Linked DNA regions of Homo sapiens: region 2 is linked to region 1. The links are chromatin loops, found by intact Hi-C in ENCODE. Cell type or tissue: dorsolateral prefrontal cortex. All regions are shown on one strand.

Region 1 (2,500 bases):
GGACCCTCTGGCTCCAGATGCCTCCAGGGTGGCTGTCTTGGCCCCAGATCCAGAGCCTCTATCTTCTTGATCCTGTCTCTATGACTTCAGATTTTCTCTGTAAGCAGAACTTGCAAATGAAACATAAACATGCAAGACAGAGGAAAATGTTCTTTTGCAGAGTGTGTTTCAGGGAAAAGAGCGTGCCTTGGTTCCCCGTCTCACCGATTTCCACAGATCCGTTCCTCTCCTATCCCACTCTCCTTATCTCAAATGTCTTTCTGATTGCTCTGTGTACAGACTTGGGGTTAAAATAAATTAGGGAGAATAGTTTGTCAGATACAGTTTATCCAATACGTCTGATTCCTTGGAAGCAAACTTGCTTGTGATATCAGGATGTAGAACCACTTCGTCTTTTTTAAATTTACAAATACAAACTTTGCTCTCTGTGTGACTTGAGCACAGTGTTCTCAATGTGGCTTGTGGAGGCTGGGACCCTGAGGGCCACACAGACGGCTATGTCTGTGCACCTGTCCCGGCAGGGCCCCGCGCTGAGCCCCAACAGGGATGGGAGGCTGTCCCCGAGTGCTGACGAACCACCTCTGGGTTTGCAGTGTCCTGTCCAGAAACCGTGTCACTGCTGAGGGCAATATGGAGTCCTGACATCCACAAGAAAATAAAAAATAGCAAAGGAAATCGAAGTGGGGAATTTTCCCAACAGTTCTTTCCATAGCCAACCGTAAGTCTTTTGTGCATTTCACAAGGACTTTTTCTCCAATTTCAGGTTTGTTTTCATGTAACGTTTGGGAATAGAATTGCTATCCCAAACCAAGGAGGCCGCAGGCTGGCCTGAGCGGCACCGACTCAGCTTCAGGAGAGGCTGAGCAGGGCAGCCTTCAGTCTTTCCTGAGCCACGGACCCCAGAGCTGCAGGCCCCTGCGCCCGCCCCCAGTCACTCTGCAGGAATTCTTGCATCTGAGGATAGTAGAGCCTTCACCTGCCCTGCTCGCTGCCCCTTTTGCCTGGGAAGATTCCTTCCTTCCCGCTCCACACCAACAGAGGGAAGCAGAGCCCACGCAGCTGAGGCCCAGGCCCAGAGAGCAGCGCCCTGGATGGGCAGTCGGGCCCCACCCGCTCCTCTCAGCCCGGGCACAGCCACCCGCCCCGCCCTGCACCTGCGGGCTGTCGAGCGCTCCTCTGCACTCTTAGAATCGCACTCTGACGTCTCGTGAGATGCTCCAGAGAAAGCTAGGCTGTGAATAGAAATGCTAAAAATTATCAAATACTCTGTGAGACAGTGACTTTTAGGTTCTTTTCAGACCCGGTCATGTGGGCTCCTGTAATGCAAGAGCTGGCACCTGGGGGCACAGGGTGCGTGGGTCGGGGAGCCAGGCTGGCTCGGCGCCTGCACGTGGCAAGGGAAGCTGCTGTCCACCTGCAACCGCACCCAGCGTACGCGGTGCAGAACCCGACTTTCCACACAGGCCACGGCGCCGGGACTCAGAACCCATCACGCACCGCGTCTCCTTAGAACTGAGCGGCTTCCTCTTGTTTGTCCCATTAGCAAATATGTCGCTTTTGATTTTCACCTTCCAGTTTGTGTGATGAGCTTCTTCAGGACAAAGACCTGGACACTTTCCTGTTGGCCAGTCTCCTGCCTCCCATCCCCAAGAGTCACCTCTTCCATTTCCGCGAGGAGTAAATGCCTGTAGATTAAATCTTCTTCTGAAGTCATGGGCAGGCATGGGGCTTCAGTTCCAGCTCCAACCTGTAAAATCATGGGCTTCTCTAGCTAATTGTCCTGAGCCCAGAACATTTTCATTTTATATCATAAAGAGATTTAAGCTCAAATCACAAATCACTGGTTTCATAGTCAGGAGGCAGGAAGGCTGTACGTTGGCTTTGTAGCTAAAACCCAGAATCACAACCCTTTTTTCCTGATTTTTTTCATCATTCTCGCTTCTTAGGCTGCTTCTGTGCTTTGTCTCAGGGTTCTCAGCATAGGAGAATTTAATGTTGCTCTGAGTTATTCCTTAAGTAAAAACATAATTTATACTGACTTTCATTTTTTTTTTTTACCTAGCCTTTCCCTTACATAATCTAAATTGATTTTTATAATGGCCCTAGAAGGTGAGTGGGCTGGTGTTGTCAATGTTTTATCTTTTTCCTCTTTATCTAATGGAGGAAGTGGTTGTGTTTTGAAGTTCATACAGCTAAGAACTAGCAGAATAGCAATTCAAATCTGGATTTTCTTTTGCTAGTTCTGGGGATTTCTTTTGAGCCAGTGTTTCTTAGCCCTGGCCACACATCAGGATCACCAGGGGACCTTAAAAAAAATACTGATGCCTGGGCCTCACCCCAGACTAATTGGATCAGTGTCTCTGCAGGCAGGGGTCAGTGCCTTTCCAAAGGTCGCAGGTAATTGCAATATGCAACCAGGTCCAGGAACCACATCTTTAAACCATGTTGTTTTCCTGCCTCTACGTCAGAGCATGTGTGTGTATGTGTGGACTGGGGGCAT
Region 2 (2,500 bases), 410 kb after region 1:
CACAGCCAGGTGAATATTGAATAAGGGCCCTGACCACTGACAGGTGACCATCATTTTAGGAGTTTAGAGCAGTGGAAGAAAAGTTCAATATGCATTTTCAGTAGGGGCGTTATCAGGACCAAAAGGATCTTAAAGGTACAGCAGAAAGAGGTGTAAGATGTAGAGGCCACCCCAGAGCCACGAACCACCTCCCTCAGTCTGTGTGCCATGTGATCATCCGTGTGGCTCTGAAGCTGTGTTTTGCCCACAGCCAGAAGACTTGGACCCATTCCAGGAGGCTCTAGAAGAAAGACGGTATCCCGGGGAGGTGACCATCCCAAGTCCCAAACCCAAGTACCCTCAGTGCAAGGAGAGCAAAAAGGACTTAATAACGTAAGCATGCTGTGAGGTGAAATTATGAATCTTCTTAATCTTCCCATTCTTTGGCTGATTTTTTAAAACTGGATCTGTATATGCCTTGCCGTTTGAGCATGCGACATTCGCAGCATATAAATGTTTCCGACTGCTGGGTCAGTAGAGTGAGCAGCTAACCGTGCACTTGCCTGTTCCCAGTGACGCTCTGTCGGATGGGGGCGTCATTTTCATTTAACCCGTGCATTTTGCCGCTTTTCTTCAGGGTGCTTAAATCCCCTTGCAGACATTGCAGCTAAACTGGAAACAATGAAACTTTTTTAAAAGTTTTTTTTTTTTTTAAACATACTTACTATTTTGGCTGTTTTTGTTTTTGTTTGGTGGCAGATGTCCAACTCCAGGGTGTGATGGGAGTGGTCATGTGACTGGTAATTACGCCTCACACAGAAGGTGTGACTTCATTTTTCTCATGGTGGATTCTGTCTTTTCAATTTATTGTTTTCAGCTTACCTCAACAATGCTGTCAAAGTAAAAATGTTGAATTCTGTGTCAACCCTTTAAGTGCTATATGTTGACCTTCAAAAGCATGCTAATTTATGTGTTGTATAATGTCTTTTATTTTCAAATAAACGACCTAAATTTGTAAAATTCTTCTTAAGCATTTAAGCCAAAGAGCACAAATGTTTTATCTTATTTTTAAACAATTGCTTATTAAGAAATATTTTCTTAAATTTATATTCGAACCGATTCAGAATTAATTACACAAAAAAAAATTCAATATACAGCACTTGCCCATTGCTTTTCTGCATTAAACTCTTTAATTTCGGTTTTTATGTTGTGTTTGTTTGGGAGTTACGCGCTTCGCAGTTGACTGACCTGCCTGTCCCGGCCTGTCTTACAGTCTGTCTGGCTGCCCCCTGGCGGACAAAAGCATTCGAAGTATGCTGGCCACCAGCTCCCAAGAACTCAAGTAAGATTTAATGACAATAATTCTCTTTTAAAAATCCATGCACTCAGTAGTTCACAAAAAAAAATGATATGTCATTTGCAAAGAAAAATGTCTGTTAAAAAACATGGCCTGTGCACCCCAGTGCCTTGATGTAGACATGGGATTGAATCCTCGGAATTTCAGCCACTTTTCCACACAACCCATTCTGCCTTTTCCCCTGACATACCTCCAGCTTGTTCATATCATATCCTTCCTATCTGGGATATCCTAAAGCATGGGTGTTTTCTCTTCAGATATGCATGCATATGGAAGGGAAATTTTACAGTTACTCAAATTTTTAGAAAATGACTGTAAATAATCAAAATTTAATTTTTAAAAGAAATTCATAGCAGTATTTACAATATGGATACTTAAATAGCACTTATGACAAAATCTACCATCATAATAGCTAATTTCTTAAATACACTGTGGTCTTAGTCATGAATACTCTTTAGGACAGTGACAACTCACGGTTCGGGGATCCGGAGAGTCATGGAATTCAACCAGACACACATCATTCTAGAGTTTTACCTCCCTCTTCTCTATGCCTATAATTTTTAAGCATAAATCTGGCAAATTGGTGAAATACCTACATTTATACTGCAACACTGAGATTTTCCTCCTTCACATAGACATCTCTAGATGTAGGTCCAGACAGGTTTGGAAGAAGTGGGTAGAAGTCACAGGGGGAGTCTCAAAGCCTCCGCAATCCGGGGAGAGCATACGTGCAGGTGCACACAGGGAAAGAGGGTGAGACCTGGGAGATGCTCACAGCGAGATGAGAGCCAGGAGTCCCCAGATAATCGATTTAAATTATCGGACAGGCCATATCATTATGTCAAATTGCTTGGTTTTCCTTTTGTTTGGAAAAAGCGTTATCCAGGCAAAGATAATGCTGCTTTTCAACCCACATTTGATCTCTTTCCCAATCATCCCACCCCACCTCGGCATCCGAGGACCCTGACGATAGACCAGGACTATTGCAAAGTGTAGGCTTCTATTTCACACCCATGTCATCTTTTACAGGATCCCTGTCCAAGGCCCTAGGGCCCTAGATCACCTGCTTATGTTCAGTGACTTCCTGAACTAGCTCTTTCGCCACAAGACCCTTGGAACTTTCTTCATGGAATGTAAACGCCTGGAGGGCTTCCTCTTACCTAA

What was found. Hi-C counts contacts between places; a loop is a spot of excess contacts. Peaks named below come from ENCODE experiments on the same cell type or tissue, not always from the same donor. Only the 100,000 strongest peaks of a DNase experiment are listed, where the experiment ranks them.
Region 2: it touches region 1 in a loop (2.9-fold over the local background); 28 of 110 quality-filtered maps call a loop at or near these places.

What each region holds. Positions count from the first base shown.
Region 1 is chr2:2,290,617-2,293,116 of GRCh38, reverse strand. All of the region lies in intron 1 of MYT1L (myelin transcription factor 1 like), which reads left to right. Among named protein-coding and RNA genes, the nearest start is that of MYT1L-AS1, 27 kb to the left of the region's middle. RefSeq lists an enhancer at 340-1,128. In dorsolateral prefrontal cortex, a CTCF peak has its summit at 1,062 (motif pointing right); DNase peaks (open chromatin) are centred at 1,035 and 1,424; H3K4me3 peaks cover 288 bases; H3K27ac peaks cover 2,366 bases; H3K27me3 peaks cover 114 bases.
Region 2 is chr2:1,885,360-1,887,859 of GRCh38, reverse strand. MYT1L (myelin transcription factor 1 like) reads left to right here. Exons shown (of 25, transcript NM_001303052.2): 17 at 251-372; 18 at 1,253-1,321. Among named protein-coding and RNA genes, the nearest start is that of PXDN, 140 kb to the right of the region's middle. In dorsolateral prefrontal cortex, CTCF peaks have their summits at 1,068 and 1,268 (motif pointing left); a DNase peak (open chromatin) is centred at 1,249.